3 separate regions of the Homo sapiens genome follow, and all the other regions are linked to region 1. A link is a contact called in ENCODE Hi-C or POLR2A ChIA-PET data. All regions are on one chromosome and are shown on one strand. The core of a region is the stretch at or near the end of the contact, and the rest is flanking DNA. Distances in the headings are between cores, read along the strand shown.

Region 1 (4,050 bases), core at 973-3,472:
GGGTGGGTAGGCCTCACAATCACGGCAAAAGGCAAAGGGGAGGCAAGGGCATGTCTTATGTGACAGCAGGCAAGAGAGTGTGTGCAGGGGAACTGCCCTTTATAAAACCATCAGATCTCCTGAGACTTATTCACTATCAGGAGAATAGCATGGGAAAGACCCACCCCCATGATTCAATTGTCTCCCACCAGGACCCTCCCACAACATGGGGGGATTATGGGAGCTACAATTCAAGATGAGATTTGGGTGGGGACACAGCCGAACCCTATCAGTGGTCCTCCTCCCCAAAAACCCATTACCCTGATCTTACTCATGTCAAAAACAGGCAAATCCTAATTAAAGGTCCTTCTGCAAAATATCTGACCAGTCAGTACTATCTTCAAAACCCTCAAGTTCATCTAAAACAAGGGAAGTCTGAGAAACGATCACAGAGATGATGAGCCTAAAGAGATATGATGACTAAATGTAATAGGGTGCCCTGGATAATACCAGGACAGAAAAAGGACATTAGGGAAAAACTAAGGAAATGTGAATAAAGTACAGATTAGAGTTAATAATAATGTATCAATATTGGTTCAGTAATTGTGACATTTCAGATATTAGTAATAGGGGAAACGTGGGCTATATGGGCACTCACTGAAGTATCTTTGCGATAACTTTGTAAATCTAAAATTATTCTAAAACAAAAAGGTTATTGGGGAAAAAAAGAATGGGTCAACATTTCAAAACAAATAAATAAAAAACCACTGAGACAAGTATAGCTCTCAAGACTTAGCAAATACTAAATCTTCTCTTAAGACTGAAAAACTCAGATTTCACGACTGCCACAGGCCTTCATCTCCCAATGTTGTGTACTGTGCTGGTAGGCCATTCTTGGCTTCTAATGAAGTAACTTTAAATTCTATTGTGAAAATTCAGCTGAAAACAGACTGGGGAATAGAAACCAGTGTCAGAAGTTACTGTTTTAGGCCAGGCACAGTGGCTCTTGCCAGTAATCCCAAACACTTTGGGAGGTCCAGGAGGAAGGATATCTTGCCTCCAGGAGTTCAAGACCAGGCAGGAAAACATAGTGAGACTCCATCTCTATTTCAACTTTTTTTTAATTAAAAAGAAAAAAAAGCCGGGTGTGGTGGCTCCCGCCTATAATCCCAACACTCTGGGAGGCCGAGGCGGGTGGATCACCTGAGGTCGGGAGTTTGAGACCAGCCTGGCCAACATGGTGAAACCCTGTCTTTACTAAAGATACAAAAATTAGCCGGGCGTGGTGGCACACGTCTGTAATCCCAGCTATTCGGAAAGCTGAGGCAGGAGAATCGCTTGAACCCAAGAAGCGGAGGTTGCAGTGAGCCAAGATCCCGCCACTGCCCTTCAGCGTGGACGAGAGAGAGACTCCGTCTCTAAATAAATAAATAGAATGGCTTTAAAAAAAAAAAAAGGAAAGAAAAAGAAGTTACCGCTTTATGGCAATGGGTTGTACAGCCTGGCCCGTCCCATTAAAACAAATTCCTAAGAACCACGCAAAACTAGATTAGAATGCAAAGCTAAGCCACCTCTCTGGGCAAAGTCACACTGGTAGCCGGTGGGCTGAAACTGGTGTGCAGATGCCCTGCAAAATATAATTATTAATCTAAATGTGTTGTCACCATTTTAAAAATGTTTCTCATATTCATTTCTCGCTTCTCTTAGAATTCGTACAACAAACATGGACTGTGCACCTACTAAGGGCTTTACATTCACCACCTCGGTTTACCCCGCAGTACAAGCGTGTATGTCCATTTTAGAAGACGAAACTGAGGGCCAGAGAGGAACCGTGACTTGCCCACGGTAAGAGAGCCATACGGATTCGAACCCTGGCCAGATTCACTCTGGAGCTCAGGGTTCTCCTACTGCTCCACCCGTGGGAGGAAAGGCCCGGACCAGGCCATGAGGAGCCCTGGGTTCTGGCCCAGCCTCCGCACGAAAGCGCAGGGCTGCCCCAGGCGAGGCCCTCCGCCTCCCGGGGGGCTCAAATTCCCCTCCGGAAGTAACTTTCGAACAACCGCCGAGGGAACGTATTCAGGCCCTGAGCGGAGCGACAGCCGGGCCCACCAAGCGGCGCCGCTGGAGACAGGCCGGCCGGGAAAGCCAGGCCACCGCACCGAGGACGGCTCTCTCTCGGTTCCCACCCCACCGCAAAGCTGCGGCACTCACCTCCCGCGCCGCCGCGCCGCTCCCCCGGAAGTAGTTCCCTGCGACCCTGAGTCCCGGAAGTGACGCGCACTGAGCAACCAACCGGCTCTGTTCCGCCCGCGTTGCCAGGTTTCTGGGTGAGGCACCGCTGGGTTTTGTCGACTTTTGTCCCTGTTCTGTGGGTTCGAGCTGGACAAAGAGGTTTGGGGAAATGAAATCTAGAGCTTGTCAATTCTTTAAGCTCCTATATCACTCAGCTCGTTTCAGCAACATTTTTGTTTAATTAAAAAGAAAACAAAAGAAATTACTTCTCGGGGCTGGGCACGGTGGCTCACGCCTGTAATCCCAGCACTTTGGGAGGCCGAGGCGGACGGATCACTTGAGGTCAGGAGTTCGAGACCAGCCTGGTCAACATGGTGAAACCCCGTCTCTACCAAAAATACAAAAATTAGCCGGGCGTGGTGGCGGGCGCCTGTAATCCCAGCTGCTTGGGAGGCTGAGGCAAGAGAATCTCTTGAATCCCGGGAGGCAGAAGTTGCAGTGAGCCGAGATCGCGCCACTGCACTCCAGCCTGGGCGACAGAATGAGACTCTTCCTCAAAAAAAAAAAAAAAAAAAAAAAAAAGTTACTTATTCATCGCAATGGGCTGTATAGCTTGGCCCGTCTCATTGTAACAAATTCGTAAGAACTGCGCGAAACTAGATTAGAATTTTGTCCTATGCAAAGCTAAGCCATCTCCCAGAGCAGAGCACAGTCACAACTGGTAGCTGGTGAGCTAAAACGGGTGTGTAGCTGTCCTGCAAAATGTTCATCTGGATGTGTTGTCACTATTTCAAAAGTGTTTCTCACGTTCATTTCCTTAATTTTATGCCAGGTCCTGAGCTAGGAGCCTACAATGCAGAGAGGAGACAAACAGAAACACCTCTTGTAATTCAGACAGAAGCAAATCATTATAATTCATTCAAAAAGCATTCACTGAGCGCGTACTCTATGCTTTGTCCTTGTAACTGAGGACACAGTGCTAAAGCAGACACATACAGTCTCTGCCCTTGTGGTGCTTACAGTCCGTTGGAGGGAGACAGACTAATTAAATGAATGTGTAATCATATAACAGGATAAGTTTTTTGAAGGCAAAGAACAGTGTTCCATGATTAAGAAGGGGTGGGGGGCAAGTAGTAGGAGAAAAAGAAACCTAGATGAGAGTGTGATAACCAGCCTCCACCATAAACCCTGACGATTCTTGGCTCCTGATATCCATACCCCTCTGTAGTCACCTCCCACCAAGAATAAGACTGACCTGTATAACCCATAGGATATTGCGGAAATCTTGGAGCACGAGTTCCAAGATAAAGTCATAAAAGACATTGCAACTTCCTCTTTCCTCTGTCTTGATTGCTCATGGGGAATCCATGTTGTGAAGACACTCAAGCAGTCCTATGGAGAGGCTCGCATGGGGAGTAACTGAGCTGCCTGCCAACAACCAGCTCCAACTTGCCAGCCATGTGTATGAGCCAAGTGGCTCCAGCAGTCCTAGTCAAGCTTTCAAATGACTGTGGCCTGGCCAAAATCTTCAGTGTAAACTCAAGAGCAACCTTGAGCCAGAAATACCTTGCAATGCCACTTGAATGCCTGCCTCACAGAAATTGTGAAATACTAAATGTTATTGTTTTAAGCTCCTAAGTTTTAGGATAATTGGTTATGCAGCCTAGATAACATACATAGAGGATCAAGGAACAGAGGTTAGATACCAGAGACTCCAAAAAAAAAAAAGAGAGAGAGAGAGACCTATCTTGCCCTAAAGGAATTCAGTCTCTTAGAAGACAAATAATACACTCAACATTCACTAATCCCATACTATGTGAGGTGGCATGGGGGACCCAA
Region 2 (4,050 bases), core at 958-3,457, 1.2 Mb before region 1:
CAGAGTGCCTTGCAATTGGTAAGAACTCAATGTGTGTGTTCAACTGCTGGACAAATTGCTGAACATAACTAGAATACTCACTCCTAAGCAAAAAGAACAAAACTCTATAAGCTGGGAACTACCAAACATCTTTTACAAAAATGGAAATAGAGAAGAATCTGTTCGCAACATGATCTATCTATGACATAAAAGGACCCAAACATTCCACTGAGTAAAAGCTTTGTGAGTCTGTATGTCAAAGCACTGGAAGGAATACAGAGATGAAGAAAACATAGTCCCTGCCCTAAAGCTTCTCATAATCTAGAAGTAGGGATAGAACTACAACTCAGAAAAATAACTGATAAGTTTCACTACGATGTTCCTAAAGAGCAAATTGGAAGGACTCAAGGTGGGTAGGGGTCAGGGACAGAGGTATCTTGAAGGGAATGCTTAAAGCTAATGCAGCCAGAGACAGGAAGAAAAGGGTATGTAGGCCTGGCACAGTGGCTCGCATCTGTAATCCCACCACTATGGCAGACCATAGTGGGTGGACTGCTTCAGCCCAGGAGTTTGAGACCAGCCTGGGCAACATGGAGAAACCCCATCTCTACAAAAAAAATTCAAAAATTAGCCAAGCGTGGTAGTCCCAGCTACTTGAGAGGCTGAGGTGGGAGGACTGCTTGAGCTCAGGAGGCGGAAGTTGCAGTGAGCCAAGATCATGCCACTGCATTCCAGCCTGGGCAACAGAGCAAGACTCTGTCTAAAAAAAAGAAAGAAAGAAAAGAAAAGGGTGTGTATATGCATATAGGAGAGAGCAGAAGTGTGTGCGTTTGGGTGGGATGGCCAGAACGTTCAGAGGATGGTCTAGGCAGACTTCCAGCATATGTAAAAACGACCCAGAGGTTACAGACGCTACACCTATAAGTACTGTATATTTAGGAAAATTGCAAACGAGCAGTTTGCATAAGATGCATACATTTTAAATGTTCCAGATGACTCAGAATCCCTGCAGAGAATTCCATCCCTAACAGTCTTTCACAAGGTGTAGTGGTCAGTCAACCTAAAGATCTCTGCGGGTGGAACCTGCAAGTTTAACAAGCTCCCAGACAATTCTCCTGCACACTTAAGCTGGAGAAAGAGAGATGCTTTTTGAGATGCAGAATTATCAAATTACATGCGGTTCCCAAACTTTGCTGCAAGCTGGAATCACTTGGGCATCTTTAAAAAAAAAATATTGAAGTCTGGCTTTCAACTCCAGACATTCTGATTGTTTTGGTCTGGGATGCCACATGGGCATCAGAAACCTTTACAATTTCCCCCAGGTGATTCTACAGTGTAGCAAAGTTGGAGAGCCACTGCCCTAATTGTTAAGCACTTGGGTCGGATGCTCCGGTTCAAATTACTAGCTATGTGACCTTGGGTAATTAAGTCACCCAACCACCCAGGGACTCAGTTGCCTCGTCAGTAAAATGGGGACAACAATCCTACCTCACAGGGTTGCTGTGAAGTTAGACGTGGAGAACGTAATGGCCTGGCATGATGCCTGGCGGATAAGAAGCGCTTAATGGGGGTTAGCTGTTTACTCCCATCATCAACTCTCCCTCATCAAAGTGTCACTGTGCAATGGGCAGCATCGTCCCCACTGGGCGGCAGCAACTTGCCTAACCTTTCTGCTGGACCAAATTCTTTGCGGGAGTTGTCTAGCTCCGCTCCAGACCCGCCCCCTCCCCCAGGTTGCCAGGAGAGAGCTTCGCCTGGCCGGGGTAGCTCCCAAGGATTAGACCGGGTTTACACAGACTCGACAGCAGCCGCCCACTCCAGGGCCAAGCTTTCCCCGCCCCCGTGGGTCTCCCAAAAATTTGCAGATGAGCTTCCAAAGGCCGGGCCCCTGGAGCACCCAGAGCCGAGAAACAAGCCTCAGCCGTCCCTTGACCGCCAGGTGGGGAAGAGAGGGAAGGAGAGGGGAGGGTCCGGCCGCGGCGGGGCCGGCTGCCCGGTTACCTGAGGCGACGGGCGGGGCCCGCATCGCCGGGGCGGGCGCCGCCGCCGGCCGTCCTCGGCCTTCCGCCTCACGCGACCCGCGCCATAGGGCTGGCGCTTTCACCGCCCTGGCCGGCCGTCCTCAGGCGGTCCGTCAGTCCACCCGTCAGCGACTCTCCCAGGGCGCCAAGGGACGACGAAGGCCACTCGAGCCAGCCGGCTGGGATCTGCTCAGGCAACTTCCGACTGCCAGGGGCGGCGGCGTCAAATAACTCCCCAGCCAAGTGGGCCACTGCGCGTGCGCGGTGCGCCTAATCAGAGCTTTCTACGGGGCTGAACCGGTGGCGTCAAATAATTCCCGAGACACAGAGCCGGAAGCTGCGCCTGCGCAGCTATCCCAGATCGCCGCGCGGGACGCATTGCGTTCCTCCCATTCCGGATCAAGTGGAGAGGGAGGAGTGAAGTGACGGATGCACCTACCTCATCGCGGCACAGAGGAGGCGCTCTACCTGCGTCCTTAGGAATCTTACGGCATCCACTCTACCTGCTTTCGGTGCAGACGGATAAGGGGCTTCTCTGCAAGATTCTGGCTCCCACCTAGGTTCTAGGAATTTCTCCCATCCCACCATTACAGCACTCTTCCTCTGAAATGATGCCCTTTGCTCGCCGCCGTCTTATTACACGGGCACAGCATTAATTATGAACAGTGCTCTATTCCAGGCCCGGTGTGGGTTACAAAGGTGAATCGAACATAAGATTTAGAGCCTCTCATTAAAGAGCTGAATCTGATCGAGATAAGACAGTAGTAATAATACTAAGAGATACTACTTCGAGCACCTGCCATGCGCTAGACATTTTGTAAACAGTACCACTTTCAATAATTTGCTTTCACTTCAACGAAGAAAATAATACCATTGGAGAGGTACAGCTTAAGTGCTTTGAGAATCTAAAGGAGGAAACTTGGACTGAGAAAGAAGAGGAGGGAGGGATGGTGGAATTCTTCACGGAGGACCTGGCCTTGAGACTGACCTTGGGTATTGAGAGAGGGAGGAGGGGTCAGGGTGTTGAGTAGAGGTGAAGGCACGGTTGTCTGAAAAGCAGAAGGGAGCAAAGAAGATTCTGACTCCTCACCTCAGTTAGAAGAGACTATGGAGGAATGAGTGATAAGGGAACTAGTATCCTCACAGAAAGGGTAAAACTGAAGAGTGTTTCCTCAAGACCACACCTCACCCCCCAGAAAAATAGCTACAGGAAGGAAGAGGGAAAAGGAGGGTAAGAATGTGCTAGGACAGGAACGAGGCTATGTCCAGGACACTGGATCCAAGCAATACATTTCAATTAAACACAGTGTGACAAATTATGTAGTTGGCTAACTCAAGATCTATTTCAACCACTCCCTTGCCTTTCTATACTACAGGGGCTGAAAAGCAAAGCACACAACTCTCAACTTTCTTTGCTGCTAAGGGTGGCAGTGAGACAAAGTCCTGGCCACTGAGATGTAGGCAGAAGTATCAAAGGAGACCTTCCCTTCCTTCTTCCCTTGGAGAAGTTTGTGTCCTTCACTTTTCCCCTGCTTCATGCTTGGAACTGGGTAACACCTGGGAGCACAGCAGCCTAGAGGCCATGAGGAGGGCTGTGCTGAGGAAGGTGGAGCAGAAAGACAGGAGCCTGTTTGTTTAAGTCATACTCAAGCAGCTACACAAACCCTGTACTACCTTCCTGTCTTATCGGGATGAGGGATCTTATATATACCAGAGTTTGTTGAGTTTTATGTTACTTGCAACCAGATGCATTCTAACACAATTAATACTGAACCCCTGTAACAGACAAGGGAGGGGTGACTAACTGGAAGAACAACGGGTGATGGGAATTGGAAAAGTGACAGGCACAGAGGATGGGAAAGCTGTCCCAAAGCCCTTGGGGAGATGATGAAAATACAGCTATCACCCTTCTAGTGGTTTCAATTCATTCCTGAAATTCTGCTTCTAAGTGGAAAGCTGTTAAATTTTTCCCATTAATTAAAATGGGCAAAATTGTGTTCAATTCCAGCCTAAGGCACCTAAATATTTTTAACAGAAAAAATATATTGAT
Region 3 (4,050 bases), core at 676-3,175, 1.1 Mb before region 1:
GATCTCAGCTTACTGCAGCCTCAACCTCCCAGGCTCAAGTGATTCTCCTGCCTCAGCCTCCTGAGTAGCTGGGACTACAGGACTGCTCCATCACACCGGGCTGACAATGCCATCTTAGACTTTTCAAACACAGCACATTTCCTCTGCTTCATAAAGAATCCCAGAGTCCTTACGGTGACAGAAGCCCTCAGCTTTCTCAGAAATACTATAATATAGCAACTACTAGGCCTTGGATATTTGTTCTGTGCTACGGTCTTGATATAAATCATTCCATTTAATTCTCACAGCAACGCTATGAGCAGGGAACTATGACTGCCTATTTTCCATAACTGGAAACTGAGGCGGGGCGGAGAAGTTAGGTCACTTAGCCAAAGTCACATGGAGAGTAACAGCAAGAGTGGGAGGCAGAAGAGGACACCAGGGCTGTGTGGCCACAAGTGGGCACACCTGACCACCCTGCCCAGTGTCCTCTCAGCCACAGCATCTGTATTAGTCCATCCTCACACTGTTATAAAGAACTGCCTGAGACTGGGTAATTCATGAAGGAAAGAGGTTTAATTGACTCACAGTTCAGCATGGCTGTGGAGGCCTCAGGAAACTTACAATCATGGCGGAAGTGGAAGCAAACATGTCTTTCTTCACATGGTGGCAGCAAGGAGAAGTATAGAGCAAAAGTGGGTAAAGCCCCTTATAAAACCATCAGGTCTCATGAGAACTCACTCACTATCAGAAGAACCGCAGCATGGGGGTAACCACCCCCATGATTCCATTACCTCCCACGACAGGTGGGAATTATGGGAAGTACAGTTCCAGATGAGATTTAGGTGGGGTCACAGCCAAACCATAGCAGCATCCCACAGCCCCTCCCCATCACAGAGACTCCCAGTGTTCTCACAGTCTGGGAATCCCATGGGCCTCTCCCAGGTACAAAATATGGAGCAGATCTCACCTCAGGGACCCCCATTTCCCTCATGGTTGCATAGATCAGGACTGGATTTTCTTGTCCTTCTGACCTATTGAGTACCAAGAATCTGACTGGAGCGGGGCGGAGGGTGGGGCGTGGGCTCCTCATCAGGCCCAAGGGTGGGCTGCTTGCACTCCAGAACATGGGCAGAGTCAGTAGCAGGGCTGTCTCAGGCCGAAGAGGCACATCCTGCCCAGGGTGCAGGCAGTGCCAATGCTTATGAGGATTTGTGGGCCATGAGTCCCCTCCCAAGATTGTCTCCAGTATGTTGCAGGGAACATGGGACATCTGTCTACAGTCTCTGTCACTGTGCAAATCTGATCAGGTTCCTCAGATGCCAGTCTGGTCAGGTCTCTTCTGCTTCAGAGACTCTTTCCACCCTCCATCCCGTGTACTTTGAGGCTGGAGTTTAGCAAAGCAGTTACCCGCTGTGCATCTCTCTTGGCTCATCTTCTCACGCTCACATTCCAGTCTCAGGCCATGACTCAGTCATCTCGGTCTGACATTGTTCAGAAAAAAAGGAATGGGGCGGGGGTAGAATTCATTCATTCAACTGTGCTAGTCACTGAACTAGGTACTGAGTACAGTGGTGAATCAAAGACAGATGCCTTTGGACCCTTGCAGAAAGAAGTCCAAACTAAGCACAGTCCCCTCATCGTAGTAACAGCTCCTATCATGGAAAATTGGCCATTCCTACAGATTAATAATGAATCAGTGACCAAGGAACATCTTCAGAACAAACAGAAAAGCAAAGCAAGTGGGAGAAGTTTACTTCTAAACTTCCAGATAGTTTTCGAAAATTATCCCAAGTCCTCCAGAGTCTGGCGTTGAGCCTCCGCTCCGCCAGGGGACGCTGCAGGACTGCTCGCGTCGGTTCCTACCGCTCTAGGCCGCAGCTCGCGCTCTCGTCTGTATTTCCGCCGGCGCGAAACGAGCGTAGCTTCCTTGTCGTGTGGCCTCAGTCCTTCGCCGTCCCTCGCCGTCCTTCGCCATCGCACGCCACCGCACCCCATCTCTCGAAATCTGCAGACATCTTGATTTTTCCCACGCTGTCTGTCAGGTCTCCGCCGCCACTCGACGCCAGGGCGCCGGGTGAGTCCACAGCAGGGCGCATGGTCGGCTCCACTCTCACCATCGGGGGAAACTGAGGCCCCGGGGAAGGCGGCCAGAGAGGTCAGGCCCTGTCCTTGGTGCAGTGTCTCGTCCTCTTTGCCGGAGTGAGCCCCCCAGGATTCGCGTGTCCTCGGGAAAGACACTGGCAGGTGAGTCGCGCCCTTGGCCGCGGCAGTGCTGAGCGGGCCACGTGCGGTCGTCAGACCCCCTGTCCGCGCAGCTACTCTGCGGGGAGGCTTAGTGCCCCTGGATGGCGGGAAACAGGGCTCGGCGACTTTAGCTGCCCGCCCCCGACTCCTGGCATTGGAAGCCTCCAAAGCCACTTGACTGTTGCCTACAAAGTGCCAGTCATTGTGCCACGTCCTTGAGACCGTTAACTCGTTTTCCCCTCAATAACTTTTAAAAGTAGGTGTTAGAACCTTCATTTTACAGACCAGTTAGCTGTGGTTTAAATGGAAGACGCTGCCAGCACTCCAGTGGGGCAGAGTCTGGACTTCTGTCCCCGGGCCTTGTACTAAAGCCCCCTCCCCGTGCTTTTTCCTTGCCTAGGCCTTGTGGGCTGTGCTGCACCTCGGACGGCTTCGCACCAGCCAGCGCCCTCTCTCTCCTGCAGCACTCTGATCTGCACCCCCTGAGGGGCTTCCACTGTCCGCGGGGTGAGAATGCCCCTGGGTAAGTGCCGCTGCTTCTGCGCACCTTGGGGAAGGACCCTTCTGTGGGACGCAGTAGAGGGGACAGTCAATGAGCTCAGCCAGTTCTGAGTTCTGAGAACTGTCTGGCAAAGCGGGTGCAGAGCAAAGCGTGACTTAGGAGACGGGCTGCGCTTGGGGTCACATGCTAGCTAAGTTCCTTCATTCCCCTGAGGTTGACTTTCTGTAAAGTAGGGAAACTGCAAAGGCTCTCTGAGGGCAGAGGCCTTGGCTGTTTTTCTTGATTTTGAACCCACGGTGCCTGTCCACGTGTAGATACTCAGAACTGGTGGGCTGAATGTACAGCCGAGGCATTTTTACCAGAAGTCTGTTTTCCTGTGGACTCTGGGTGGGGACAGATGGAATCTGCCTGTGAAGTGATGATGGCTCTCAGGGTCCTGGGTACCCTTCTCTTCCCTGGGGGGTGAGCCTCCCTCTGGAGATCTGGCAGCTAACACGCTGACGTGGGCTCACCTGCCCTTTTTTGCACCTGTATTCGAAAGTGATCGTGGGCTGCCTGTGCCCTGGTCATTGATAGTGCAGGGAGAGAAATCGCGGAAAGTGCTTCCCCGTGTTTGGAGGGTCCGCTCCTGTCCCTTTCAAACTCTGGAGCTTTCTCACACCTCCTTCTCACCATCTTTCAAATGCCTCCTGGCACTTGGTGTCTTATTAGTGAGTGCTCCCTGTGCAAGGCTCAGTGCAGGGTTCCATGAGGCGTTCACCAGGGTCTATGAGGGGTGAGTCCCTGCCTCAGGATTGGTGGTGAAACCACAGCTGCAGCCCCCACTAGTCACACCCTGTGGCAATTACTGGCTTGATTGTCTTTGCCTCTCTCTATTGTGACCTTGAGGACAGTGTCTTGAGTTTTGTTTAATATTTTATTGTATTTTTTTAGAGACAGGATCTCACTCTGTTGTCCAGGCTGAGGTGCAGTGTGCAGTGGCGTGATCATAGCTTGAACTCCTGTACTCAAGTGATCCTCGCACCTCAGCCTCCCAAATAGCTGGGACAGACAGGGTCTCGCTATGTTGCCCAGGCTGGTCCTGAACTCCTGGCTTCAAGTGATTTTCCCTCAGTCTTCCAAAGTGCTGGAATTACAGGTGTGAGCCACTTCGCCTGTCTCAGTATCTGAGTCCTGTCTCTTGACTTACCTGGTGCTTGGTAGATGGTTGATTTTCAGCAGTTATGGAACAAATGAAAAACAGGAGATGGGCCGGGTGCAATGGCTCACACCTGTAATCCCAGCACTCTGAGAGGCCAAGGAGTGTGGATCACTTGAGGCCA

Evidence for each region. A loop is a pair of places that touch in the nucleus more often than their neighbours do. ChIA-PET counts read pairs that join two places held with the same protein, here RNA polymerase II (POLR2A). Pooled maps may share reads with other maps.
Region 2: a loop to region 1 is called in a pooled map, with 11 times the contacts of the local background. The contact joins the promoter of RALGAPB here to the promoter of MANBAL in region 1. A Hi-C loop is called at or near these places in 5 of 50 pooled maps. POLR2A ChIA-PET finds 5 or more read pairs at or near these places in 2 of 52 experiments (HEK293 and activated T-cell).
Region 3: a map of CD4-positive, alpha-beta T cell shows a loop between it and region 1 (5-fold over the local background). The contact joins the promoter of SNHG17 here to the promoter of MANBAL in region 1. A Hi-C loop is called at or near these places in 2 of 168 maps with a recorded cell type or tissue (CD4-positive, alpha-beta T cell and CD8-positive, alpha-beta T cell) and 4 of 50 pooled maps.

What each region holds. Positions count from the first base shown.
Region 1 is chr20:37,287,827-37,291,876 of GRCh38, reverse strand. MANBAL (mannosidase beta like) reads right to left here and starts at 2,222. Exons shown (of 3, transcript NM_001003897.2): 1 at 2,191-2,222. RefSeq lists enhancers at 10-119, 1,348-2,252, 2,325-2,434.
Region 2 is chr20:38,471,000-38,475,049 of GRCh38, reverse strand. RALGAPB (Ral GTPase activating protein non-catalytic subunit beta) reads right to left here and starts at 2,207. Exons shown (of 30, transcript NM_020336.4): 1 at 1,981-2,207. RefSeq lists a silencer at 1,927-2,126 and an enhancer at 2,417-2,486.
Region 3 is chr20:38,433,203-38,437,252 of GRCh38, reverse strand. It overlaps SNHG17 (small nucleolar RNA host gene 17), which reads left to right and starts at 1,925. Exons shown (of 8, transcript NR_185934.1): 1 at 1,925-2,226; 2 at 2,627-2,749. It overlaps LOC124904958, which reads right to left. Exons shown (of 3, transcript XM_047440636.1): 2 at 2,648-2,790; 3 at 537-2,411. The coding sequence ends at 1,765. SNORA71D (small nucleolar RNA, H/ACA box 71D) reads left to right here and starts at 3,254; the gene lies at 3,254-3,391. RefSeq lists enhancers at 1,803-1,862, 1,883-2,172, 3,453-3,532.